Regions from separate parts of the Homo sapiens genome. Here regions 2, 3, 4, 5, 6 and 7 are each linked to region 1. The links are chromatin contacts, found by Hi-C or POLR2A ChIA-PET in ENCODE. All regions are on one chromosome and are shown on one strand. Each heading gives the region's core, a stretch centred on a gene start or an enhancer-like site at or near the end of the contact. The rest is flanking DNA. Distances are from core to core; before and after follow the strand shown. Region 1 holds the start of TOMM40 (translocase of outer mitochondrial membrane 40). Region 2 holds the start of IRF2BP1 (interferon regulatory factor 2 binding protein 1). Region 3 holds the start of SIX5 (SIX homeobox 5). Region 4 holds the start of FBXO46 (F-box protein 46). Region 5 holds the start of QPCTL (glutaminyl-peptide cyclotransferase like). Region 6 holds the start of ZNF224 (zinc finger protein 224). Region 7 holds the start of ZNF226 (zinc finger protein 226).

Evidence for each region. A loop is a pair of places that touch in the nucleus more often than their neighbours do. ChIA-PET counts read pairs that join two places held with the same protein, here RNA polymerase II (POLR2A). Pooled maps may share reads with other maps.
Region 2: a map of dorsolateral prefrontal cortex shows a loop between it and region 1 (14-fold over the local background). The contact joins the promoter of IRF2BP1 here to the promoter of TOMM40 in region 1. A Hi-C loop is called at or near these places in 2 of 168 maps with a recorded cell type or tissue (dorsolateral prefrontal cortex and naive thymus-derived CD4-positive, alpha-beta T cell) and 8 of 50 pooled maps.
Region 3: a pooled map shows a loop between it and region 1 (9-fold over the local background). The contact joins the promoter of SIX5 here to the promoter of TOMM40 in region 1. A Hi-C loop is called at or near these places in 7 of 50 pooled maps. POLR2A ChIA-PET finds 5 or more read pairs at or near these places in 3 of 52 experiments (HEK293, WTC11 and naive thymus-derived CD4-positive, alpha-beta T cell).
Region 4: a map of CD8-positive, alpha-beta T cell shows a loop between it and region 1 (29-fold over the local background). The contact joins the promoter of FBXO46 here to the promoter of TOMM40 in region 1. A Hi-C loop is called at or near these places in 1 of 168 maps with a recorded cell type or tissue (CD8-positive, alpha-beta T cell) and 8 of 50 pooled maps. POLR2A ChIA-PET finds 5 or more read pairs at or near these places in 1 of 52 experiments (CD8-positive, alpha-beta memory T cell).
Region 5: a loop to region 1 is called in a map of B cell, with 33 times the contacts of the local background. The contact joins the promoter of QPCTL here to the promoter of TOMM40 in region 1. A Hi-C loop is called at or near these places in 1 of 168 maps with a recorded cell type or tissue (B cell), 1 of 37 single-sample maps with no recorded cell type and 8 of 50 pooled maps. POLR2A ChIA-PET finds 5 or more read pairs at or near these places in 2 of 52 experiments (HCT116 and activated CD4-positive, alpha-beta T cell).
Region 6: a map of CD8-positive, alpha-beta T cell shows a loop between it and region 1 (12-fold over the local background). The contact joins the promoter of ZNF224 here to the promoter of TOMM40 in region 1. A Hi-C loop is called at or near these places in 1 of 168 maps with a recorded cell type or tissue (CD8-positive, alpha-beta T cell), 1 of 37 single-sample maps with no recorded cell type and 9 of 50 pooled maps.
Region 7: a loop to region 1 is called in a map of CD8-positive, alpha-beta T cell, with 7 times the contacts of the local background. The contact joins the promoter of ZNF226 here to the promoter of TOMM40 in region 1. A Hi-C loop is called at or near these places in 1 of 168 maps with a recorded cell type or tissue (CD8-positive, alpha-beta T cell), 1 of 37 single-sample maps with no recorded cell type and 6 of 50 pooled maps. POLR2A ChIA-PET finds 5 or more read pairs at or near these places in 1 of 52 experiments (activated CD4-positive, alpha-beta memory T cell).

What each region holds. Positions count from the first base shown.
Region 1 is chr19:44,889,562-44,893,220 of GRCh38, forward strand. It overlaps TOMM40 (translocase of outer mitochondrial membrane 40), which reads left to right and starts at 1,693. Exons shown (of 9, transcript NM_001128917.2): 1 at 1,693-2,128; 2 at 2,832-2,899; 3 at 3,276-3,368. The coding sequence starts at 1,855. RefSeq lists enhancers at 249-750, 920-1,079 and a silencer at 1,390-2,029.
Region 2 is chr19:45,884,458-45,888,116 of GRCh38, forward strand. It overlaps IRF2BP1 (interferon regulatory factor 2 binding protein 1), which reads right to left and starts at 1,684. Exons shown (of 1, transcript NM_015649.3): 1 at 1-1,684. The coding sequence starts at 1,317. RefSeq lists silencers at 939-1,178, 1,219-1,698 and enhancers at 1,859-2,008, 2,159-2,398, 2,459-2,508.
Region 3 is chr19:45,767,666-45,771,324 of GRCh38, forward strand. It overlaps SIX5 (SIX homeobox 5), which reads right to left and starts at 1,587. Exons shown (of 3, transcript NM_175875.5): 1 at 377-1,587. The coding sequence starts at 1,179. It overlaps DMPK (DM1 protein kinase), which reads right to left. Exons shown (of 15, transcript NM_004409.5): 14 at 3,306-3,395; 15 at 2,052-2,975. The coding sequence ends at 2,823. DM1-AS (DM1 locus antisense RNA) reads left to right here and starts at 131. Exons shown (of 2, transcript NR_147193.1): 1 at 131-466. RefSeq lists enhancers at 6-565, 2,057-2,136, 2,297-2,406, 2,847-2,926 and silencers at 307-436, 887-1,106, 1,467-2,006, 1,858-2,042, 2,567-2,726 and 1 more.
Region 4 is chr19:45,729,139-45,732,797 of GRCh38, forward strand. FBXO46 (F-box protein 46) reads right to left here and starts at 1,758. Exons shown (of 2, transcript NM_001080469.2): 1 at 1,711-1,758. RefSeq lists a silencer at 613-907 and enhancers at 1,756-1,865, 1,956-2,085.
Region 5 is chr19:45,691,416-45,695,074 of GRCh38, forward strand. It overlaps QPCTL (glutaminyl-peptide cyclotransferase like), which reads left to right and starts at 1,251. Exons shown (of 7, transcript NM_017659.4): 1 at 1,251-1,495; 2 at 1,998-2,141. The coding sequence starts at 1,289. It overlaps SNRPD2 (small nuclear ribonucleoprotein D2 polypeptide), which reads right to left and starts at 538. Exons shown (of 3, transcript NM_001384647.1): 1 at 472-538. The coding sequence starts at 473. RefSeq lists enhancers at 74-794, 613-742, 753-882, 1,408-1,958.
Region 6 is chr19:44,092,219-44,095,877 of GRCh38, forward strand. ZNF224 (zinc finger protein 224) reads left to right here and starts at 2,143. Exons shown (of 6, transcript NM_001321645.3): 1 at 2,143-2,312. RefSeq lists an enhancer at 1,953-2,062.
Region 7 is chr19:44,163,227-44,166,885 of GRCh38, forward strand. It overlaps ZNF226 (zinc finger protein 226), which reads left to right and starts at 1,874. Exons shown (of 6, transcript NM_001032373.2): 1 at 1,874-1,916; 2 at 2,531-2,581. RefSeq lists enhancers at 1,566-1,715, 1,776-1,895.

The DNA.
Region 1 (3,659 bases), core at 443-2,942:
CCACCACGCCCGGCTTATTTTTTGTATTTTTAGTAGAGACGGGGTTTCACCGCGTTAGCCAAGATGGTCTCGATCTCCTGACCTCGTGATCCACCCGTCTCGGCCTCCCAAAGTGCTGGGATTACAGGCGTGAGCCACTGCGCCCAGCCCTAAAAACAGAATGTTGAGTAATGGAATGGGGAGGGGTCCAGGGCATGCTGTTTAATGAACATTCATAATTGCAACAGCAGTATGATGAATGGGACAAAGATAAAAATAGCAATTGGCCAGATGCAGTGGCTCATTCCTGTAATTCCAGCACTTCGGGAAACTGAGGCGGGAAGCTCGACTGAGTCCAGGAGTTAAGAGACCAGCCTGGGAAACACAGTGAGACCCCGCCTCTACGAAAGTTAGCCGGGCGTGGTGGCACGCACCTGTAGTTCAGCTACTCTGGAGGCTGAGGTAGGAGGATCGATTGAGGCCAGAAGTTCAAGGCTGCAGTAAGCTATGATGGCGCCACTGCACTCCAGCCTGAGTGACAGAGTCCAACCTTGTCTTTAAAAAAATAAAAATTAAAAAAGCAGTAACGAAAGTATAAGAGGCTCAAGTTTAATGAATAAACGGCAAGTAAAAGTAGACTAAAGGCAAAATCATGAATAATGTTGTAATAGGAGCCCAAGGCATGACGGATAATAAACCTGAATGAATGGGCCAGAGGCAGAGTGATGAATAATGGAAAAATAGGGACCGGGGGCAAGGGAGGTAACGGACAGGAGTTCATGGATCCAAAACATGATGGCTAATTAGAGAAGGGCCGGAAGAACGACGAAAGTGAGCAGGCAGGCTGGAGCTAAAAGTAGTCTGGGCAATGAAGCTCAAATGAATGGGGCAGAGGCATGATGGGTAATGGGAGAGGAATGAATGGGCCAAAGATAGAAGCCGCAGTGACGCGAGGAACAAGAGGCATGATGGGTAACGAAAGGGGTGGGTCTAAGGCAACTGTTTCGCTAAGAGGTGATGAGGGCATTGTGGGTAACGAGGAGCAGCGCAGGGTTCGCAGAACAGATTAGAATTCTCCCGAGGCACTCTGGGAAGGGCCAGCACTTCCGGTTTTAGGTCGGCTACTCCGAACCAGAGGTGGGGTGGGGGCCCGGCTGCCGCGGTGCCTGGTGGGACGCGAGGCCTGACCTTGCTGCCTAGCCGCCTCTGCCGCGCAACCCACCTTTACCTGTCCTTCGACCCTGGAACGTTAGCCAATGAGAGTACCAAGCTGATACGCCACCAAGGTCGACCCCGTACACGCTGGAGCCAATCAAAATGCTGCAAGGGTCAAAGCCGACCAATTATCACAGCAACCTCGCCGCGGGGCGGAATCAAAAGAGGGCCTCCTCCAGGAGAGAGGCGGGGCGATGCCTCAGCGGGCGTGGCAAAATGCTCAGCACAGACCAATGGCGGGTTAGCACCGGAACCCGCGGCGACGCGAGCCAATAGGCGCAGGCGCTGCGAGCCAATGGGAAGGGTGGGAGGGGCGCCGTGGCTACCCTGCGAGTGAGAACCAATACAAAAGGACATTTCAGGGAAAGTGGGCGGGACTTTATGCACAAGTCCAATGGGAAGACCGAGTCTTGACGCTGGTGGGCGGGCCTCAGGGCACACTAAACCAATGGGCTAGGTGGGGCGGGGCGACGGTGGTGGCGGCGGCGGCAGCGGGTTCGGTTGCGCGTGGCGCACGGGGTGGGAGCGGAGCCCAGGCCGGGAGCAGGCGCCGCCGCCAGTGAGAACCGGGGCCGGAGCCGGGTGCGGATTTGCTGGGGCTGAGTCGGGGGCGCGCGGGCCCTGACCTCTGCCCTCTGACCTCTCCCCTAGCAGGCGACCATGGGGAACGTGTTGGCTGCCAGCTCGCCGCCCGCAGGGCCGCCACCGCCGCCTGCGCCGGCCCTCGTGGGGCTGCCGCCACCTCCGCCCTCGCCGCCGGGCTTCACGCTGCCGCCGCTGGGAGGCAGCCTGGGCGCCGGCACCAGTACGAGTCGAAGTTCGGAACGGACCCCCGGGGCTGCAACCGCCAGCGCCTCAGGGGCCGCCGAGGATGGGGCCTGCGGCTGCCTGCCCAACCCGGGCACATTCGAGGAGTGCCACCGGAAGTGCAAGGGTGAGGGGCGAGGGGCCCCCGCTGGGCTGCGATGGCCTGGATCTCGGGGGAAGGGGGAGGACACTGGGGACTCTGGGATTTGGCGCGCACCATTGGAATTATTTAACAGCACTAGGAGGTGATGTTGGGATCGAATGGTGGAACGTTGGACTTGGGGCTTAGAATGATGGAATCAAATGCTGGAAACGGGATGGAATGTCATAGCAGTAGAGAAAAGCCTTTAGGGACCTGAGGAGCCCCGGGATCAGCCAAGCCAGACTTCTCTTGTGATCGGGAAGGCAACTGAGGCCCAAGGTCACGGTGTCAGCAAGGTGTCAGCGAGGTTCCTTGGGTATGGGACCCAAAGCCTCCGGATCCCAGCCTGGAGCAATTAGAGTAGTAGTAGTGGTGGAGATTTATGGAGTTCTGTTCTGGTGTTCATTATACGTTAACTCATTAGATCCTTGGGACAATTCTGTGTGGTGAGGGTCCCATCTTTCAGATGATGAGTTTGACCTAAAGTTGCTCAGCTTGGTGGCAGTGAGATTTGAGCAAGCAAAGGCCCTGGCCCTGTCTAACTAGGCTGTACTGCCTCTTTACAGGTGGAATCCTTTGTGAGATGTTCTGCTGTGGGTCTCTGGAGAGAGCTGGGGGTGGTAGGGAAGGAAGAGATGAGAGTTGGTGTGGGGTTGGAGTGGAGTGTGACAGCGTTTCTCTTCTCCAGAGCTGTTTCCCATTCAGATGGAGGGTGTCAAGCTCACAGTCAACAAAGGGTTGAGTAACCATTTTCAGGTGAGCCTTCCTGGTGTCCTTACCCACCAGAGATCGTCCCCGCCGTCCCCCTCCCTGCATCTGCACACTCGGCCCAATTACTCCTCCCTCAAGAGCTGGGCTCCCTGATACTTGAAAAGACTCGGAGATATAGTGCCAGACTGACTACTCAGTTTGGGGACCTAGAATCCAGAGGTACTGTCTCCCCATAGCAGCTAGGCTGGAGTGAAGGAACAGGTCTGTGGGCCTACCGGCAGCACCTCCTTTCTCTGAGTCTCTTAGTCAGGCCGTGCCTCCCAGTCTTCATCCCCTGCCCAGCCCAGAGACCTTGTCCTTGCCCTCTTCAGTGGGCAAGCCTATCTGTCCAGTATCGTCACAGCTCTCGCTTTCCTTCCAGGTCAACCACACAGTAGCCCTCAGCACAATCGGGGAGTCCAACTACCACTTCGGGGTCACATATGTGGGGACAAAGCAGCTGAGTCCCACAGAGGTGAGCTTCCTTTTTCATCCATTCATTGTATCCTTCTAATAACAAATTTGTAGCCAAATGTCAAGCTAAGACGGCCTCATCAGGAAAAGGTCACAGCTACCGAGAGCCTGGAGATGGGGATTGCATCTCTCCGAGGTGCACTGGGACACAAATAATTCCTTCATCCAGCAAACATCCGCCAAACCCCTGCTCTCTGCCTGGCCCCATGCTGAGCAGTGCTGGGGATGTGGCCACAGCCACCCTGTCACCAGACAGCGATGACCCAGGGTGGAAAGGGCTGGACTGTAGATC
Region 2 (3,659 bases), core at 434-2,933, 990 kb after region 1:
GTCCTTGGGTGAGTGGCCCAGGGCTTCGGCCACATTCTTCAGGGCGGCAATGGGCGAGGGCACACCAGGGGTCTCAGCGGAGTACGGGCCGCCGGGTGCCACCCAGTGCCGTTGCTGCTGCTCCTCGGTGGTCATCTTCCCAGCCGCCTCGCCCTCCGGCTCGGGGGATGCCTTGCGACGGCGCGGCGTGGGCGCCAGGTTCCGGGATGGGGCTCGCGGGGGTGGGCCACAGAGAGCCGCAGGGGCCGGCTCTGGGTACTGCTGGGGCAGGGCCTCCGCGGGAGCTGGCTCGCGGAAGCTGCGGACGCCGTCGGTAAGCAGCTCGCCCAGCTGCCGCCATTCTCCTGATCCATGCCGGCGTTCATATTCGAGGTACTTGAAGCCCGAAGAAGCCAGTGCCTTGCCCGGCTCCCGCAGAGCATCGTGGAACATCTGGCGAGCCACTGCCAGGACGCCGGCGTACACATTGCCGGAACCACAGGGGTATTCGGTGAAGAGCTTCAGCTCGAACTCGTATCCTGGAGGACGGGCAGTAGCATCGAAGGCGAACACTCGCCCCACCAGCCCGTGATCCTTCTTGAAGCGCACATTGAACGGGGCGCAGGCGGACAGCGCCAGTAGCTGTTCCCGCACTGCTTTGGGGCGCCCGTGCCATTCCTCTGCCCGGCCTCGCATGGCCTCGTTCAGTTCTGCCAGACAGTCCGCATTCCTCTGCTGCTTCTCTTTCTCGAAATCGGAGCCGAAGAGGGGACGGGCAGGACTCAAGCCGGGTGCCAGCGTCAGGCCTCGGCTTCCCAGGCCAGACACTGCAGCTGCCAGCAGCCCAGGGGGCATCAAGCCAGGCATGGAGCCAAGCAAGGCCCTTCGCGCCCCCTCAGCCACGGCCTCCTCACGGCCCAGCCCATTGGCCAGGCGGGACCCCAGAGTGTACTCCAGGGCGGGCGAGGGCAGGGGGAGGCGGCCTGATGATGTGGCCCTGTCATAGCGGTCCTGGCCCGACACGCCGCCGCCGGTCCCTGACGGCTGGGGCTGGGCCTGCGGGGGCGGCAGCTGGGGCCCCTGTGCGGCTGCCGCCGCCAGGTCCTTGGTGGCCGGGTGCTTAAGGGCCGGGGGCCCGGGCGAGCGGCCCTCGGGGAGCACGTGGCTGCGCTTGAGCTGGCGGGCGGCATCGATGAGCAGTTCGATGCGGTCCGCGCCCTCGAAGTTCACGCAGCCGCGACACACGGCCTCGCTGAAGTCCCACACCATGGCCCACGGCATCTTGGGCAGGTCGCACAGGTAGCACCACTGGCGGCGGGACGCCTGCACAGACGCCATGGCCCCAGTCCGCGCGCCGCCCAGCTCCCGCGTTCCACCGGCCGCCGACGTGCGATCCGCGCCGCCAACGTTCGATCCGCGTCCCGGGGACAGCGCGAGCCACGGTCCGGCCTCCGGCTCGGCCTCCCCGCCGGATCCAGGCCCGGCCCCCCTTCCCCGCCCCCTGGGCCCTAAGCCTTTCTGCTCACTCCCGCCTCCCTCGCGAAGGCAGGCTGAGGCACGTCGGCGCCCCCGCCCGGTCCGGGCTCCGAGCCGAGGCGCACAGCTCGGGCCCCACGATGGGCCGCGAGCGCCGCCGCCTCGGGCTCCCGCCGCTCTCGCCGCCGCCGCTGCAACGGCCGCCGCCGCCTCCACCTCCTTCTTCTGCCCCAGAGGCCGCTTCGCAGGGAAAGTTACATAACACGCCTGCAAAGCCTTCTGGGAAACGTAGTCCCGCCGGGGCCGGCTCTTAAAGGGAACGGCGGGCAGACGCGGGCTGGGGGGGTTGTCGCCTCTGCCGGCGCAAACCTTACAACCTTCTCCGTGGGGCCGGAGTTCAGCGCGCCGCAAGATGCTGGGACACAAAGGTGGTAGGCGAGGATGCAATACAAATGATCAGAGCTACTCCGGATTCAGAAATTGTGGGGGTGGGTGGACAGGCTTCCGGGCTTCCAACTTCTGCTCGGATTTGCTGTGCAGCTTTAGGCAAAATGTCTTGCCCTCTCTGAACCTCAGTTTCCCCGCCCAGCAAAGGTGGGCCAATGACGGATTAGGAAAGTAGCAGCTTCTGGGGCGGGGCGGAGAAGCCCTGATTGGCTTCAGAGCAGGGACGGGAAGCTGGCAACTAGGTGGGGGTGGGGGTGGCCACCTGGCACTTCGTCCTCCCCCCGGAATCCTAGATATATGCTTCTGGGGCCCGCCACAGCCAGAGAAGGGAGAGGACTAAGGGCTTCCGAGCCAGAGCCTTGTCTCAGTTGTTTCTCTGCTAAAAGAGTGGGGCGACTGGCCGCCCTCTAACCCTGTCCCAGCTCTGCCCGCGCGCTCTGGTCTCTAAAGGGTTACACCATCGGGGGCTCGGCGTCCCCCACCCGCTTCACTACAATTCCCAAAATGCACTGCGGGTCGGACATAGTGACGCACTTCCGCCCTCTGGGAGGTTTGGGGAGGCCTTCCAGATTCACGCTACTTTCCCGGCTACCCCCCGCCCCCCCACTTTTCTGGGGGCTCTTTACGTGCATTCGGAGCGTGGCGTTTGGGGGACCCTTATCTTCTGTTGCTCCCCAGTTTGAGGGAAGAGTAAGGGGTTAAGAAGTGACGGGCAAGAGGAGGGAGTTGCTGGGGAAGGGCAAACACCAGACCAACCTTTCCCCAACCTTGAGCGCTCACTACCTGGAAGGCCCAATCAGGCTGTGAGGACCCTTCTTCTTTCCCAGGCATTGGGAACTGGACGAGGCTGTCTTTGGGGAAGGGCGGAGGCGGGTCTCCAGGTTCCAACCCACAACAGCCCCTTTCTCTAGGCCTGGGTCCGTGTTAGGTGCTCAAAAATATTTGAATGACGTACCAGTTGGCCCTGGTTTTGTCTAGTGAGGGGCTGCTTGTCCCTTCTCCTCCCGTCCCACTGGAACCGCAGCAGCTCTGATTCTGTTACCCAGACCTCACAATTTTAAAATGGTTTCACAATTTTGTCTACTACCTGTATTTGAACACTTTTCTCCCTTAAAAAAAAGATTTATCAGGCTGAAGTGGGAGGATTGCTTGAGCCTGGAGATAACAGGCTACAGTGAACCATGATTGCGTCACTGCACTCCAGCCTGGGCAACAGAGCAAGATCCTGTCTCAAAAAAATAAATAAAAATAAAAAGATTTATCTATTTTTGCCTCATCCTAGGTAATACGTTCACAATCATGGGTTTCATGTACTGTGGTTACCTTAAAAAAAATTAGTGAAAACTATCGACTCATTCAAGAGGACATTAATATGTCACTTAAAGTTGCCTTTGGGCTATTATTTACGAAACACTAATGGGAGTTAAGGCTTCTGGCCAGATTCAGCCTTCAGGTGGACTGGATTGGCCTCTGACCAGCTGTGGCCTTGGGCCAGTTTCTAAACTTCTTGGAAAAAATGGAGACCCCCTCCAGTCTCCTTTTATTTGGGTACCTTCAGATTGAATGCAAACATGCATATAAATGCTTAGCTTGGTGCCTGGCACAGAAAATAAGTGCCACAAATGGAAGTTGTTTTTAAGCTGGACAGTTATTCAAATATTCAACCCCTCTTCCATGCTGGGCAATGCTGGGGACATAGCAGTGACTGAGACAGGCTTTAAGCCTTGCCCCTGAGAAGCCCCAGCCTGGTGATGGAG
Region 3 (3,659 bases), core at 337-2,836, 880 kb after region 1:
TAAGAGTAACGGTCAGTGAAGAAAGGGGGCTGGGAGGCAGCCCCTACGCGGAGTGGAGTGGCCACAGGCCCTGTCCTTTTTCCTCAGTCCCTCTAGTGCCCCCCGCAGTGTGATTCCCCAACACCGATGGGATTTGGGAAGGAGCTCGGAATGGAGCCGCTGGAAGAGGAGACGCGTGCGGGGAGAGGGCCCGGGCGGGTGCCTGTCCCGTCCACACTTAGTCCCCGCGCCCCGCGGGCGCCTGAGATTGTGAGCTGGTCCCGGGAGATGTCCGAGGACCTCGGCGCGCCGGCCCCAGCAGTGGGCACGGGGGAAGAGGGCTGGTGGACGGGATGTCCCCGGGAGAGCTGGACTTGCGCCGCCCGAGGCCCCTCACCTCTTGCAGGGCGCGCCGCCTCCGGCCCCGGTCCGGTCGCGCTGTCGCCGGTTCTTGAACCAGTTGCTGACCTGCGTGAGCGACAGGCCGGTGAGTGTGGCCAGGCGGCGCTTCTCGTCCGGCGTGGGGTAGCGGTTGCCGCGGTAGCAGGCCTTGAGCGCTGCGCGGGAGCGCTCCTTGAAGCAGTAGACTGTCTCCTCGCCGTCCCAGATGGTCTTGGGCAGCGGGAACTTCTTGCGCAGTCGATACTTGTCCACTGCGCCAAGCGCGCGGCCGCGGGCCCGCTCGGCCTCATGGTAGCGCGCGCGCAGGTAGAGGTCCTGCAGGAAGGCGTGGTGGGCGGCGGGGAAGGGGCGGCTCTCGAGTAGCCGGTAGAGCTCGGCGTACTCGCCCCGCTGGAAGGCCACCAGGGCCCGCGCGCGCAACACCGGGTCGCTGCCACGTAGGCGCTCGGCCGGGGGCAGTGCGCCCAGGAAGCGGCTCAAGCGGCCGGCGTGGCCCGCCTGGAGCAGCGCCTCGCAGACGCACGCCACCTGCTCGGGCGAGAAGCGGAGGCCCGTGGGCGGTTCGGAAGCGGCCTCGGGGGGCGACCCGGGGACGCCCGGGGATCCCGGGCCCTCAGCTCCCGCAGCCGCTGCGCCCGCCCCGGCCCCGGCCGCCGCCGCCGCCTCACCCTCGGCCGCCTGCAAAGTCTGCAAGAGCTGGCGCGCTTCCTCCTCCTCCTCTTCGGTCGCCGCCGCCGCCGCCACCGCCTCCCCCCCAGCCGCCGGCCCCGCGCTCGGCTCCGCAGGCAAGGTAGCCATGTTTTGCAACTTTGGGAAGTTCCTCCCTCCCTCTCTTCCTCCCTCGGGCTTTCCCCAGCCTCCTCCCCCACCTGTCCCCCCTTTTCGCCCCCACTCCCCGCTCTTCTCGATCTTCTTTCTGGCCGACCCTGCGCCCCACGCCGGGAAGGCGAGATCCAGCTCTCCACTCGGGTCTCTGTCCCCTTGTGTGTGTCCGTCCCCCTCCCGTCTGTCTGTGATTCTCCCTTTGTTTTCCCTCCGCCTCTGGCCGCGCTTTCTGCCTCCCCCCAGCGTGTGCTTCTGGCTCAGGGCCTCAGTTTCCCCATCGGGACAACGCAGAAGGTAACGGGCCGTCCAGGAGGACTAAGGGCGCGAAGCCTCCGCCCCGAGACTGAGCTTCTGCACGCCTCCGTCTCCAGGGTCCTCTGCAGGCCCCCACATTCCCCATCTCGGCCTGCGCTCCGCCCCTCGGAATTCCCGGCTCCGCAGGGGGGGCGGGTCTGGCCGGGAGGAGGGGCGGGGAACGGGCTAGAAAGTTTGCAGCAACTTTTCTCGAGCTTGCGTCCCAGGAGCGGATGCGCGTGGCGTGCGCAGGCGCAGTGGAAGGAGGATGGCCGCGCGCGCTGCCAGCCCAGCCCCCTCTTCTCGACGCTCGGTGGCACAGCTGGGCCACAGCTGGGCGGGGGCGGTGCCTCCGGGTGGCCCGCTCGCCCTCCTATTGGCCGGACGCCAAAGCCCCGCCCCGTGGCTTTTCCTCCCCCAACCCTGATTCGGCCGCTTCGCATCCCGCTAGCTCCTCCCAGACCTTCGGCCGCCTCCACACGCCTCCGGATTGGCCCGCTGCGGAGCCTCCGGCCCACAACGCAAACCGCGGACACTGTGGAGTCCAGAGCTTTGGGCAGATGGAGGGCCTTTTATTCGCGAGGGTCGGGGGTGGGGGTCCTAGGTGGGGACAGACAATAAATACCGAGGAATGTCGGGGTCTCAGTGCATCCAAAACGTGGATTGGGGTTGTTGGGGGTCCTGTAGCCTGTCAGCGAGTCGGAGGACGAGGTCAATAAATATCCAAACCGCCGAAGCGGGCGGAGCCGGCTGGGGCTCCGAGAGCAGCGCAAGTGAGGAGGGGGGCGCGGGATCCCCGAAAAAGCGGGTTTGGCAAAAGCAAATTTCCCGAGTAAGCAGGCAGAGATCGCGCCAGACGCTCCCCAGAGCAGGGCGTCATGCACAAGAAAGCTTTGCACTTTGCGAACCAACGATAGGTGGGGGTGCGTGGAGGATGGAACACGGACGGCCCGGCTTGCTGCCTTCCCAGGCCTGCAGTTTGCCCATCCACGTCAGGGCCTCAGCCTGGCCGAAAGAAAGAAATGGTCTGTGATCCCCCCAGCAGCAGCAGCAGCAGCAGCAGCAGCAGCAGCAGCAGCAGCAGCAGCAGCAGCAGCAGCATTCCCGGCTACAAGGACCCTTCGAGCCCCGTTCGCCGGCCGCGGACCCGGCCCCTCCCTCCCCGGCCGCTAGGGGGCGGGCCCGGATCACAGGACTGGAGCTGGGCGGAGACCCACGCTCGGAGCGGTTGTGAACTGGCAGGCGGTGGGCGCGGCTTCTGTGCCGTGCCCCGGGCACTCAGTCTTCCAACGGGGCCCCGGAGTCGAAGACAGTTCTAGGGTTCAGGGAGCGCGGGCGGCTCCTGGGCGGCGCCAGACTGCGGTGAGTTGGCCGGCGTGGGCCACCAACCCAATGCAGCCCAGGGCGGCGGCACGAGACAGAACAACGGCGAACAGGAGCAGGGAAAGCGCCTCCGATAGGCCAGGCCTAGGGACCTGCGGGGAGAGGGCGAGGTCAACACCCGGCATGGGCCTCTGATTGGCTCCTGGGACTCGCCCCGCCTACGCCCATAGGTGGGCCCGCACTCTTCCCTGCGCCCCGCCCCCGCCCCAACAGCCTACAGCTGTTGTTAGTCCACTCGCACGCCTCGAATCCCGTCCGAACTCGTCATTGGCTGCTTCCTAGCGGCCTGTGTTGATTGGCTGCCCGAAGATCCGCCCTCCTGCCGTGGGCCCAGCCCCGCAAATGCGCAGCTAAGCGGGTGGCAAGGGGCGGGTGGAGCGCGGGGCGCGACGGCGGAGGGGGGCGTGGGCAGCCGGACGTACCCTGGCAGGGAGCAGCAGGTGGCGGCGGTGCATGGGGCCTGGCCCCACCAGCGGGCACTGGCCCACAGCCACGGCCGGGGGGCCATCTAGCTGGAGAGAGAAGGGACAGGTGACCCGATCGGAGCCCAGCCCAGCCCTCAGCGGTGGGGCGAGAGACAGCGAGGGGAATCGAGGTTGGGGAGGTTATCTAGGGAGATCCCGGAGGGAATCTGGTGAGGCCTGAACGGAGGGAGATCTGGGGCTGAATAAAGGGCTTCTGCCCTCTAAAGTCGCAAAGACGTAGGGTGAGCCCTATATCTGGACGGGGAGACCAGGAGCCAGGGAGGGGATCTGCAGAATGGGCAGCAGGTCTGA
Region 4 (3,659 bases), core at 508-3,007, 840 kb after region 1:
AAATATAGGGCCAGGCGCAATGGCTCACGCCTGTTAATCCCAGCACTTTGGGAGGCCGAGGCGGGTGGATCACCTGAGGCCAGGAGTTCAAGACCAGCCTGACCAACATGCAGAAACCCTGTCTCTACTAAAACTACAAAAATTAGCCAGGGCGTGGTGGCACATGCTTGTAATCCCAACTACTCAGGAGGCTGAGGCAGGAGAATCGCTTGAACCCGGGAGGCAGAGGCTACAGTTAGCCATACCACTGCACTCCAGCCTGGGTGACAGAGGGAGACTGTCTCTAAATAAATAAATAAAAATAAATAAAAGACTTGCCTAAGGTCATATAGCAAGTAAATGGCAGAACTAATATTCTAGACTGCTTTGTTCGCTGTCTCTACTCATCACATTGTATATTTCAGTATGGAGAGAGGACTAAATTATAGTGCTGAAAGCACAGATTCTGAGCCAGGCTGCCAAGATCGGAATCCTGAGTCTAGCAATTAATGCTGGATAGCCTTGGGAAAGTTGCTTAATTTCTCTGTACTTCTGCTTCCTTTCTGTAAAATGGAGAAAATAACAGCACCTACCCCTCAGGGGTGTTATCAGAATTAAATGAGTTAATGTGTACAAACAGCTAAGGACAGGGCCAGGCATTTTGTAAAACAATAAGCGTTAGCTGTAATCCACAGTGGGGAGCCCCTACATGCTTCTGAGCTGGGGTGTGTGCCCAGATCAGTGCCAGCTTTTGAGAAAACGCCTCTGGGACTGGACTGGAAAGGAGGAAATCCATTAGCACCTGTAACCCAGTCACATTCCGGGGGCGGAGAACTTCCCACCAACAGCTCTGAGACTGAAACTTCACAGCCCAGCTCTCCCACTAATAGTAACGATTTTAATGACTCCCTTTAACCCTGTTCTCAGAGGCATGCTTGCTGTTCCCATACTACAGATAAGGGCACTGAGGCTCACAGATTTGTCCATGGCACAAAGGGGTGGAAGAATAGGGGATATGAATGCTGTACTTCTCATAGGGATAAACCATTACACTCTTCTAAATTCCACCGGGGAAGTGAGGGTGCGAAAGCCTGTCTCGATGGCCCTTTCTGGCCGTATTATCCTACAGTTCTGTGCCTGTCCAGCTTACCGGGAGTCTCTGGCGGGACTAGGGAAATTATCACTACATCCAGGCCCCTAATTTCACGCTCCTTACCCCACCCTCAGTCCTGGAGCCTAAACCCACACTCTATCCTACCACTGATTTCTCCCTCCTACCTCCTCAACTTGCCTTCCTGCCCCCAATCCGATCCAGAGGCCCCAACCCATTGCGTCCACCGTTCGCCTGTCCCTTGGAGCTTCCAGACCCCCTCACTCATCCTAACCCTGATCCTCATACCCTCGCCGCAGGTTAAGCCCCCATCGAAATCGACCCCTTCAGGGCCTCTACCTGGATGTCCAGCCCAGTCTCCAACTCGGGGCCCACTTCCCCAGCTCTGAGCCCCTTTACAATCAATTCCAAAGCTCCACTCCCACCCCACCTCCAAGACCCCTCCCCAAGCCACCATTCTTCTACTACTACCTCCGGCTCCCATTCCTCCCAGTCCTCTCCCCCAGGCAATCTCCCCTCACCCAGCCCCTTCTTTCGCCCCTGCCTCTTCCCCCTCGTCACCCGGTCCCGAACCCCCGTCCCGACTCTCCAGCGCCCCCGGCCCGCGCCTGGGCTCTCACCATCGCCGCGCGCTGCATCTCCCTCGGCTACGCGGGTTTCCCCCACTCGCTCCTCTCCAGCCTCCCCTTCCGGGTTCTCGTCCCGAAGCCCGCTGGGAATTGAAGTCCGGGCAGCCACGGACTACATCCCCCAGAAGGCAGCACGGTCAAGCTTGGAGGTGGGGTAGGAAGCAAATTAGGCGGGCGGAGGAAAAGAACGACTCGAACTCCCGGGAGACAAAGCCGGGGAGGACTTGGCAGCGCAAGCGCAGGGTGCTTCCCCGCTGGGCGCGCTGGGAGATGGAGTCTAGCCAGGAGGGCTCCATTTTTGCCCGAGGCCCTTGGGAAGGGAATTGAGAATATTGCAATAGGGTGTTGGTGAGGGGTGGAGAGTTGGGGAAGAGCAAATTTATTGATTCATTTGTGCCGATCAACACAATAGCTAACAGCTCCTTGTGCTTTTCCAAACTCCTTCCCATCCATCCCCTTCTTTTTTTTTTTTTTTTTGAGACGGAGTCTTGCTCTGTCACCCAGGCTGGAGTGCAGTGGCGCAATTTCGGCTCACTGCAACCTCCGCCTCCTGGGTTCAAGCGATTCTCCTGCCTGAGCCTCCTGAGTAGCTGGGATTACAGGAGCCCGCCACCACGCCCGGCTAGTTTTTGTATTTTTAGTAAAAACGGAGTTTCACCATGTTGGTCAGGCTGGTCTTGAACTCCTGACCTCATGATCCACCCGCCTCGGCCTCCCAAAGTGCTGGGATTACAGGCGTGAGCCACCGCGCCCGGCCCGTCCCCTCCTTTCTTACCTCCTGATTTACAAATGAGAAAATTAAGCCTTAGGAGGAAGGAAAGTCCCATACATTAGGAGTTAGTCCACATCATAGAATAGCAGCTCCACATCGCTCGAGCCCAGGAGTTCGAGGCAGTGAGCTAGTGTTACACCACCGCCCTCCATGCAGTTCAGCCTGGGCGACAGAATGAGACCCTGCTGCCTCTTAAAATAAAAGAAGGCCGGGCGCGGTGGCTCACGCCTGTAGTCACAGCACTTTGGGAGGCCGAGGCGGGCTGATCACAAGGTCAGGAGATCAAGACCATCCTGGCTAACACACTGAAACCCCATCTCTACTAAAAATACAAAAAATTAGCCGGGCTGGGTGGCGGGTGCCTGTAGTCCCAGCTACTCGGGAGGCTAAGGCAAGAGAATGGCGTGAACCCAGGAGGCGGAGCTTGCAGTGAGCCGAGATCGCGCCACTGCACTCCAGCCTGGGGGACAGAGCGAGATTCCGTCTCAAAAAAAAAAAAAAGAAGAAGAAGAAGAAGAAGCTCCAGGAGGGCAGAGATCTTTGTGTACCTTGTTCAAGCACCTAGAACAGCGTAAACATGTGTTCAGTAAATATTTATTGCATCGGAACTATATGCCAGACACCCTACAGACAACCCTGGTAGGAATTACAATCCCAAATTTATAAGGCAGAAAGAGATTAAGCCTCTTGTCGCTGGCAACACAGCCAAGAAAACGATTTGAACTGAAATGTATTGGATTTCAGGGTTTCTACTCTTGACTAGGTCGTTAGATCATCTCCCCTTAAGACGTATTTTCCAGGCTGGGTGCGGTGGCTCATGCTTATAATCTCAGCCGGGAGACTGGCTTTAGTCCAGGAGTTTAAGACCAAACTAGGCAGCAAAGTGAGACCCTCGTCTCTACCAAAAAAAAAAAAAAAAAAAGCCCAAATCTTTTATTCTTTTTCTTTCTTTTTTTTCCTTTTTTTTTTTTTTTTTTTTTTTGAGACAGAGTCTTGCTCTGTCGCCCAGGCTGGAGTGCAGTGGCGATACCAGCTCATTCAACCTCCACCTCCCAGGTTCAAATGATTCTCCTGCCTCAGCCTCTGGAGTAGTTGGGACTACAGGCGCGCCCCACCATGCCCGGCTAATTTTTGTATTTTTAGCCGAGACGGGGTTTCACCATTGTTG
Region 5 (3,659 bases), core at 1-2,500, 800 kb after region 1:
GCCACCGCGCTCGGCCTCCCCCAGTATTCGTAAAATCGCTGCCCCTTAACATTCATTTCAATAGGACTAATTATCTAGGACCACTCCCGTTATCGTTTAAAACATGTTTTTCATAATTAAATTTTTTTTTTTTTTTGTAGAGACGGGGGTCTCGCTATGTTGCCTAGGCTAGTCTCGAACTCCTGTGTTCCAGCGATGCTCCGCCTTGGCCTACTAAAGTGCTGGGATCACAGGAATGAGCCCCCGCGCCCAGCCCAGGGCGTTATCTGATAAAGCTGTCCCCTCTCCCGAAGTCACGATGCGTCAAAGGCCCCACGCCCGTTCTCAAACTCATCAGGAGAAAAGCAGGACGCTGCATCCCTAAAACATCTGCCCCTGCCCCCCCCGCTCTGCTCAACCCTTCCCACACTCAATCGGTCAAATATCCACCCTCAACCTCATTCCCGCCGCCTAAGCCTAGCCCGGCCTCACATGATGGTCACTACGCTCTCCGTTCACTCCCGTTTCCTCCGCGTTGCTGCTGCCTGAGGAGAGAGAGGCGGGACTTCCTCTTCCTGCGACCCACTTCCGTTGGCGCCTGCGCAAAGCCAACCAGTAAGTGGAGGCGTGGCCTGTTGCCACAGCATTCCCCACCAACGGTGCACAATGATGGAATAAAAGCTTCGGGTAGGGGTTCGCGGCCAGTCAGAACCACACGGGGGCAGATGTTTATGACAATGAAGACAAAAGGAAAGGCAGTCTGATTCAAACCGTTTCTTGAAGAATGGTACAGGTTGAAGGAGGGAAATGACAAGCTATTTCCAAATGCCCGCCGGCCGTGACTTCGGGGGCGCGGCCTCCGTGAAGCCAATCCGCTCCTCGCTTCGGAGACAGGCACCGCCCCTCTTCCCTCTGGGACGCGTTACTGACGTATCTACTGATCTTTCCGACCCTGCGCCACCAATCCCCTGCCTACATCCGGAAGGGGCATGGACCTGCGCCCGGGAGATCGAATATTTTCCATGATCAAACGCTGTTCATTGGCTTTCCCTCCTCCGCTAAGGCGGAGCCTACTTCTCTTGCGCTCCCATTTGGGTCGTGCCATTCTCAGGGGAACCAACCCCAATACCTAAGGGAGGCTGGGAGGCGTGTCCTCAGGACCGTAGTTCTTATTGGTTTCGCTGCTCGCTGTGGGGTGGGCTGGTGCAGCCGCAGCTGTTGCTTATTGGCCCACCGATTCCATGGGGAGGAACTTGGCTGGGCCTAAACTCAATCCGTGGTCTGGTACAGGTTTCAGGGCAAAGCGGCCATGCGTTCCGGGGGCCGCGGGCGACCCCGCCTGCGGCTGGGGGAACGTGGCCTCATGGAGCCACTCTTGCCGCCGAAGCGCCGCCTGCTACCGCGGGTTCGGCTCTTGCCTCTGTTGCTGGCGCTGGCCGTGGGCTCGGCGTTCTACACCATTTGGAGCGGCTGGCACCGCAGGACTGAGGAGCTGCCGCTGGGCCGGGAGCTGCGGGTGAGGCTGGGCGGGGACCCGGGCACCGCGGGGACCCTCATTCCCTCCCCGCTGTTACCCAGGGTTGACGTGGCTTTAGCGTACGGCCCTAACCGCAGATGCCACCGTCTTCGTCATCTGAGCGCATGACCCTTACCAAAGGAATAAGGCTTCGGGCTGGTTCTGCAACAGTAGCTTCCTTTTAAGAGGAAAGGTCTGAAATAGTAAGACGGGGGGGTTCAGGGTTCTACGCCTTTAGTCAACTATTTGGAAGAGTCCCTTCCTCCATCTCCCCTCTCTCTCACTGGGCCTCGATTTCCCCATCAAGTTTGAGGTAGGCTGGACCGGATGGTCTTGGAAGGACTTTTCCTGAGCCTTGGATTTATCCTAGAAGTCTCCGATGCTGGAGGCGGCAGATTAGGAAGAGAACCCGGGGCTCCTCGCGGGTGACGGCGCCCGGGGTAGGGTTGAAATGGGGGGGTTGCTCTCATTCTTCCCTTCCCTATCCCACCTCCTTCCCAAGGTCCCATTGATCGGAAGCCTCCCCGAAGCCCGGCTGCGGAGGGTGGTGGGACAACTGGATCCACAGCGTCTCTGGAGCACTTATCTGCGCCCCCTGCTGGTTGTGCGAACCCCGGGCAGCCCGGGAAATCTCCAAGTCAGAAAGGTAAAGGGACCCACCTCCAGTCCCTGACCCCCTAGCCCTCCAGGGAATGGGAAATAAGAATCCTGTTCAAGATCCCAAAGAAGCTAAGAGGAGGAACTGGGGCTCTGACTGGAGTTAATCGGACTCTAGACTCCATGCTGGTAACAAACCACCAGGCTGTACTGCCCCCCTTAATGCCCCCACCAAAAGCTTACTGTGTGCTAGGCATAGGCAACAGACAGCCCTATAAGGTGGGTACCAATATGATCTTCATTATGCAGATGGGGAAACTGAGGCTCAGAGAGGTTATACACATTGCACAAATCCTACAGATAATAAGTAGTAGACCTTAGCCGGGTGCAGTGGCTCATGCCTGTAATCCCAGCACTTTGGGAAGCCAAGGTGGAAGAATCACCTGAGAAGTTTGAGACTAGCCTAGTCAACCTAGTGAGACCCAATGTTTAGAAAATCATAGACCTAGAGTTGAACCCAAACAGGTTGGCTCCGAGCTGGTGCTGTAATGTATCTGTTGTCTTCCAGAAAGCATGAAGAGTCATTTAAAGGCCAGGCGCAGTGGTTCACACCTCTAATCCCAGCACTTTGGGAGGCCGAGACAGGCAGATCCCTCGAGATCAGGAGTTTGAGACCAGCCTGGCCAACATGGTGAAACCTCATCTCTACTAAAAATACAAAATTAGCCAGGCGTGGTGGTGGGTACCCGTAGTCCCAGCTACTTGGGAGGCTGAGGCACGAGAATCACTTGAACCCAGGAGGCGGAGACTGCAGTGAGCTGAGATTGCGCCACTGCACCCCAGCATGGGTGACAGAGCGAGACTCCATCTCAAAAAAAAAAAGTCACTTAAATACTGCCTGAGTCCCAATGCTACCTCATCCACTTAGATTGTGACCTTGGACTGGTTTCTTTTTTATTTTATTTTATTTTATTTTATTTTGAGATGGAGTCTCACACTGTCGCCTGGGTTGGAGTGCAGTGGCGCGATCTCGGCTCACTGCAACCTCCACCTCCCAGGTTCAAGCAAATCTCATGCTTCAGCCTCCTGAGTAGCTGGGATTACAGGTGTGCACCACCATGCCTGGCTAATTTTTTGTATTTTTAGTGAGACGGGGTTTCACCATATTGGCCAGGCTGGTCTCAAACTCCTGACCTTATGATCCGCCCACCTCAGCCTCCCAAAGTGCTGGGATTACAGGCGTGAGCCACCGCGCCCGGCCTGGACTAGTTTCTTAACCTCTCTGAGCCCATTTCCTCATCTGTAAAATGGGGTCATGTATTGGCAGTCCCTCCCCTAAATGGTTCCTAGAAGAGGGCTTAGCACACAGTGAGAGCTATTTAAGGGTAAGCTGTGATGAGTCTTGCTGGCTTCAAGAGGTGGGGTCTCCCCAACATCTGGCACCCAGTAGGTACTCACCAGCACTGTCAAGGGAATGATTTTAATCAGAGTAGGGGGCTGGGCACAGTGGCTCACATCTGTAATCCCAACACTTTGGGATGCTGAAGCAGGCAGATCACTTGAGGTC
Region 6 (3,659 bases), core at 893-3,392, 800 kb before region 1:
TAAGTCGACATCAACATGGTGATCTCCCAGGAGCAGAGGACTACCAGGTTGCCTCAGGAGAGGTAAACTGGCCCAGGGTGGAAACACAGCAGGTCAGAACTCCCATGCTGATCAGTAGTGAGATGTTGTCTGTGAATAGCCACTGCAATTCTGCCTGCACAACGCAGGGAGACCCCGTTTTCAATTTATACACACACACATATACATATACATATATATTTTATACATACATATATACAAAATAAGTATTGGAGAGGATGTGGAGAAATTACTACCCTCACACACTGAAGGTGGGAATGTAAAAATGGTGCAGTTGCTGTGGAAAATTGTTTCGTGGTTCCCAACATAGAATTACCATATGAATCACTAAATTTCATATCTAGGTATATACCCCAAAGAATTGAAAGTAGGTGATGAAACAAATACTTGTACACCACTGTTTGTAGCAACACTATTGACTACAGCCAAAAGGTGGAAAGAACCCAAATGTCCCTCAATCAATGAATGGATAAACAAATTGTGGCGCAAGCCTGTAATCCCAGCACTTTGGGAGGCTGAGGTGGGCGGATCACCTGAGGTAAGGAGTTCGAGACCAGCCTGACTAACCTGGTGAAACCCTGTCTCTACTAAATACAAAAAAATTAGCTGGGTGTGGTGGCGCATGGCTGTAATGCCAGCTACTTGGGAGGCTGAGGCAGAAGAATCGTTTTAACCCAGGAGGCGGGGGTTGCAGTGAGCTGAGATCGTGCCATTGCACTCCAGCCTGGGCATCAAGAGGGAAACCCCACCTCAAAACAAAACAAGACAAAGCAAACAAAAAAAACAAATCGTAGTAGAAACATAAAATATTATGAAGTACTGGTACATGCTGTGATGTGGATGAACTTTAAAAGCAGTATGCTGGCAGGGCGCGGTGGCTCACGCCTGTAATCCCAGCACTTTGGGAGGCCGAGGCGGGAGGATCACGAGGTCAAGAGATCGAGACCATCCTGGCTAACACGGTGAAACCCCGTCTCTACTAAAAATACAGAAAAATTAGCCAGGCGTGGTGGCACGCGCCTGTAGTCCCAGCTACTCGGGAGGCTGAGACAGGAGAATCGCTTGAACCCGGGAGGCGGAGGTTGCAGTGAGCTAAGATCGTGCCACTGCACTCCAGCCTGGCACTTTTTTTGAGATTCCGTCTCAAAAAAAAAAAAAAGAAGCAGGATGCTAAGTGAAAGGTGTCAGAAACAAAAGGTTCCATAATGTATAATTCCATTTATATGAAATGTCCACAATAGGTAATTCAATAGGACAGAGATTAGTGTTAGACAGTGACTGCTTAGTGGGTATGGGGTTTTTGGGGTGATGAAAATGTTTCCTAACTTTTTATTTGTACTACATATATCCTAAAATGGTGAATTTCACGTTTTGTGCATTACACCTCAATAGAGATGTTTTAAATAATAAAATACATTAAAATGTTTTGCATAGATAAAACAATAAAAAAAAACGTTTTTGTTGAGAAAATATTTGCGAGATAAAATGTTAATATCATGAATATAAGAACAGTGCTTGAAAAGTGAGGGATAAAACCAAAAACTCAATAAGAAAGTGGGCAAAACATCTGGACAATTTACAAAAAATGTAATAATGACACCTGAAAATATGCAAGAATATGCCATCTTTACAAGAGTTATAAATTAAAACTACATGCCATTTCTTACCACTGGCAAAACTTATTTGAAGAGTGTATCATCTCGCTTGTTCCCTTTCCAGTAACACTCCTGTCCTCACTAGAGGGGTTTAGACTTCAGGAATTCCTTTCTATACGGTATTTTCTCTTAGGCACCCAGGGAGAGGGAAGGACGACTCTCAGGGTAGAAGTCCACATTTCCCAACAGGCGCTCGGGGGTACGAGATTCGTTCCCCGTGGGAAGAGTGGTCAAGGGCTTCCCAGTAGTCGTCAACACTTCCCTTTGAGTGTAATGCTGCAGGAGTACAGTCCAGACCCTCAGTGGAATCGCGGTCGGTTTAGCTCCGGCAGTTGGGTCCCAGGGAATTCTGGGAAGTGTAGTCCAGACGCTCAGTGGAGTCGCGGTCAGTTTGGCTCCGGCTGGCGGGTCCCGGGGAATTCTGGGAAGTGGAGTCCAAACATTCGGTGGAGTCGCGGACACTTCCGCTCGGGGACTGAGGTTGCTGCAGTTTTTCCGCGATAGTTTGGGGCAGTTCCGCGCGTTGCAGGCCCTTCTGAATTTCCTGGACCTACGCATTGGATCCTCAAAGAACTGGTGATCGAATTAGGGGAAAAGGGGCCTCGTCGGAGAGTAGAGGTTTGGAGGGGCAAGGGCCGCTGTTTGCGTTCTCGTCCGTGGCACCTTCTTGGGCTTGGGTCTGTCCTCGCTTCCCGGGGGCATTGGTACTTGGTTGGGTCGCGTCTCACCTGGTTTCAGGGTTTCCGGGGCTCTGAGCTCGCCCACTCCGCCCCCTGCACCCCACGCGCGTGGCCACTTCTTCTCGATATAACGTTGGGGTGTTAATCTCCTTGGGTTTCCCGTTACTGTTCTTTAAAATGGGGACTTTAGGGCCATCCTAATGGAATCGTTTTGGGAACTGGAAGAGGTAACACAAATGAGAGCCTTAAAGCAGTCCCTGTCACTTGGTGACTGGTGGTCTCTTGTTAATTTCCCACGAAGGACCGGGTGGGGTCAGAGCTCCAGCTGCAGGGGCCTCGGCCCTTCTCCCTGATCCCTGCAGGACGCTGGATGATCCCGGAAGCCTTCTGACCTCTTTTTAGGAGAGCGAGGGTTGCGTCCACTTTCATGAAGGGAAAGGAGCATTTAACTTTTATGGGGGACGGCGACGCGGTCAAGGTGTTTCACAGCTTTCTCGTTCCCCAACCCGACCTTTCCAGAAGAGCTGCAGGGAGGGACTTCTTGGCTTCTGAGGGCAAAGCTCTACGTGAGTGGTCCTTGGCTCTTTGACCGAGATGCTCACCCCAACCGAGAGTGTATAGGTTGTGTCCTCGGGCATGGGGGTCGATAATAATTAAGTCTTAATTAGTAACTTCATTCTAAGGGCTTTATACAAATAAATTTACGCCACACCGTGGCTCTGTGGAGAAGTATTGCTTTTTTCTATTTTAAAAACGAAAGTGAGACACAGAGCGCATAGGCACCCGACTAGTGAGAGGTGGAGCTGGGGTTGGAACCTAAGCAGTCTGGGTCAGAGCCTGATTTGATCTTCTCTTGGGATACGTTGTCACTGAGGCAGAGGAACTAGTTGGACTTAGGTGGGGAAAGCAAGACTTAGGGGCTTGAAATTTTCTGAGTTTCTAAAAATGTTGTCAACTATTTTGTTTCAATCATTACAAATATTTTGTATTCTTATAGAACCATGTCATTGTACAGCATTCTATTTTTCTTTATTAAGAACAAAATGGGCCTGGCGCGGTGGCTTACGCCTGTAATCCCAGCACTTTGGGAGGTCCAGGCGGGCGGATCACGAGGTCAGGAGTTCGAGACCAGCCTGGCCAACATGGTGAAACCGCATCTCTACTAAAAAATAATTACAAAAATTAGCTGGGCGTGGTGGTGGGCGCCTGTAATCCCATCTACTCGGGAGGGTGAGGCAGGAGAATCGTTTGAATCTGGGAGGCGGAGGTTGCAGTGAGCGGAGAT
Region 7 (3,659 bases), core at 624-3,123, 730 kb before region 1:
TCAGGCCTATGTTAACTCTTTTCTGAACAAAGGGCTTCAGAAATCCAGTACCTATATTCTTTTCTTTCTTTTTCTTTCTTTGTATCACCAGATACCACATTAGGTCATCTTCCTTCAAGGTAATTTGTAACCAAAACCAGTAGACTAAACCAAATAATTTCTTGCCCCTCTGCCCCATAACTGATAAGACTGTAGGTACAGTCTACATCTACCCTCCTCATGACCAGAGTTTTCAGGTTAGTCACAAGACAGCTGTAGAAGCTGGGAGCTATCTGGCTTTGTTTTTGGTTGGTTGTTGTTTGTTCACAGTCAAGAGGAGAGAACTGTTTCATTTGTAATATTGTATAGTTCATGTCTCCCAAAATGCATGGCTACTCTAACTCCCATTCACACACAAGATTAATTCCTTAGCTCTTACCTAGTATGCCCAGCCCTTGTGGGATCATTCAGTTTTTTCATCTGTGGGCCTAACTTGCCTGTTCATCTTTGGCCGTTGGGATTTCCCTGTCTTAGCTTTGAGTTTAGCTACATTTTAACGCTTTAGGGGATATTGTCACATAACATTTTTCTATCTTTGAAAAGATCCACAATATTATGTAATGATTACCACTATCTAATCCTAGAACTCTTTCATCTGCTCCCAAAAGAAATCCCCTACATGAGCTGGGTGTGGTGGTGCATGCCTGTAGTCTCAACTACCCAGGGGGCTGAGGCGGGAGGATCACTTGAGCCCAAGAATTTAAGGCTGCAGTGTGCTATGATCATGCCTGTGAATAGCCACTGTACTCCATTCTGGGAAACATAACAAGACGCTGTCTCTAAAAAAGTAAGAAAAAAAAAACCCTACATATTGACAGTCACTCCCCATTCCCAACTACATCTCCCCAGCCTTGGAGACAACTAATTTACTTTCTGTCTCTATGGACTTGCCTATTCTGCACATTTGATATAAATGGAATCATACCATATATGGTATCTTGTGTCTGGCTTCTTTCATTGGACATAATGTCTTCAGAGTTCATCTATGTTATAACATGAATCAATATTTTGTTCATTCACATTACTAAATAATATTGCATTATATGGCTAGACCACATTTTGTTTATCCACTCATCAGCTGATGGACATTGGGTCTTCTCCACTTTTTGACTATTATGACTAATGCTGCTATGAACTTTTTTAGAACAAGTTTTTGTGTGGATATCTTTCAGTTCTCCTGGGTATTTACTTAGGAGTGAAATTGCTGGCACATAAGCCCCAGATCGGGTGCCAGCAGATTCAGTGTCTGGTGAGGTCCCGCTTTCTAAGTCATACATGGTCCTTCTGGCTGTGTCCTCACATAACTAAAGAGGCAAAGGAGCTCCCTCAGGCCACTTATAAGAGAGCATTAATCCTATTCATGAGGGCATTGCCCTCTTGATCTGATCACGTCCCATAGGTTCCACCTCCTAATATCTTCTTGGGAGTTAGGATTTAAACATACGAATTTGGTGGGGGCCATAAACACTCAGACCATAATAATACCTAAAGAGAAGTGAGGGATTCTGGGAAATGAAAACCAGGAGCTCAAGGTAGTTGGACACTTCCACATCAGAAGGCTTGGACATTCCGGAAGTGTAGTCCAGGAGGGCGGTACTGTTCTGTTTTTCCCCCAACTCCAGCATTCTGTGATATGTAGTCCGGAGTTCCGTGTAGTCGCGCATAGCTCAGCTGCAGTAAGGCTGTAAATGTTTCCCCTGCGGAATCCTGGGAACTGTAGGTCCAATCGTTCTAGGTAGTTGTAGGCACTTCCGGCTCGAGGAAGGCAGTGCTGTGGAATTCTGGGAAGCGTAGTCCAGGTCCTCCTGATACTCGCAGGCACTTCCGCCCAGGAAGACGACGTAGCAGCCATCTTTTCCCTGGCTTTGGTGATTCAGGTCAGCTTCTCAGGAACCTTTCAAACTTCCCCGAAATGCACTTGTGGTCAGCAGCTAGCGGTCTTTTGTTTGGGGAAAAAAAGGAGTAGCGGCTAAGAGCGGAGGTTTGAGGGGCCAGGATGCTGTTTTGCGTTTCCCTGGGCGGAGCTTGTTAGAATTGGGGGCGTACTGGCTTCGGGCGGCTGGGGTGATGCTTCGTCGGGTTTGAAGGTCTCTCGGGCTGTTCGCTCCCTCATTGTGACTCCCCCACCTAATGAGCCAGCCCTACCACTTCATACAGTATCACATTGAGCGAGTTAGTTAATCCCCGTGCCTTCGTTTGCTGTTCTGAAGGAAAATAAAAGCAAAAACTTCCTAATAGAATGTTTTGAGAGAAAACGAGGTAATACAAAAAGTGTAAAACTGCCTGGCACGTGAATTACCAATACTACTGTAATTTTCCTAGAAACTCCCGTTCTGTGGCGAAATTCTGTGAGTCCATGAAGCTGGATTGTCCCTGACCTCTTTTGAGGAAGGAGAGGGTTGCTTCTAACTGGTCCTGGGAGATGCCACTGTGATGTATCCGGGATGAAGACACAATCCTGGTTACTTCATAGCCTGTTTTTCTTCCCCAGCCCTGACTTCTCAAAAAGCACTGCACAGAGGAGGAGGCAGCAGAACCCCATGTGAGTAAGACTTGTTGTTATTCTTGTTTTATTCACATAAATCAGAGAATGTGTGGGGTCATGTATTTGGGCATGAGAAGTGATTATAATTTAGCGTTAGTTGCTAAGTTCCATTCTAAGGGGTTTATACAAATGAACACCTTTCCACTATACAGTGGCTCTGTGAAGTGATACTCTTTTTCCGAGGAGACTGAGACATAAGAACATAACTTGTTTGCTCATAGCCACCTAGCTAGTAGGAGGCAGAGCTAGCATTGAAACCGAGGCAGTCTGAGTCTAGACCTGAGTCTTCTTTGGTATGTTCTGCATGAGCCATAGGCAGCTGGCTAGTATCATGTGAAAATAGGTTGGGACTTCACTGTGGGGACTTTGCTCAAGGTCTGGGCTATTCTATGACTTTTAAAAAATAGTGGCTGGGCACAGTGGCTGACGCCTGTAATCCCAGCACTTTGGGAGTCTGAGGCGGGCAGATCACTTGAGGCCAGGAGTTTGAGACCAGTCTGGCCAACATGGCGAAACCCCATCTCTACTAAAAATACAAAAATTAGCCAGGCGTGGTGGCCAACACCTGTAATCCCAGGAGTTTGGGAAGCTGGGGCAGGAGAATCGCTTGAACCCAGGAGGCGAGGCTGCAGTAAGCTGAGATCACACCGGTGCACTCCAGCCTCGGCAACTGAGCAAGACTCTGTCTCAAAAAAAGAAAAGAGTTTTTAAAAATAGTTTTCTCAATTATTAGTTTTATTTGTTTCAAATAATATAGAGGTAACACATAATCATGGAAAACACAGAAATACATTTAAAAAATGTAAATTCCCCATGACCTTAGGGTATAAAGATAACAACTATAGTTTAGTGCCTTTCTGTCAAGTTTTTCTTGTATATATTTCTGTTTATTAGGGGCTGTTTTGGGAGAGGGACTGAGTACAGTGCAACACTACTCAAACTGTGGTTCACAAAGCAGCAACATTGGCATCACCCAGGTAGAAAGGCTCATTCTTGAGCCCTACCGAAGGCCTTCTGATTTAGCATTTTTGCAGATAGGACCCAGAAATCTGCATTTCAACAAGATCCCAAGGTG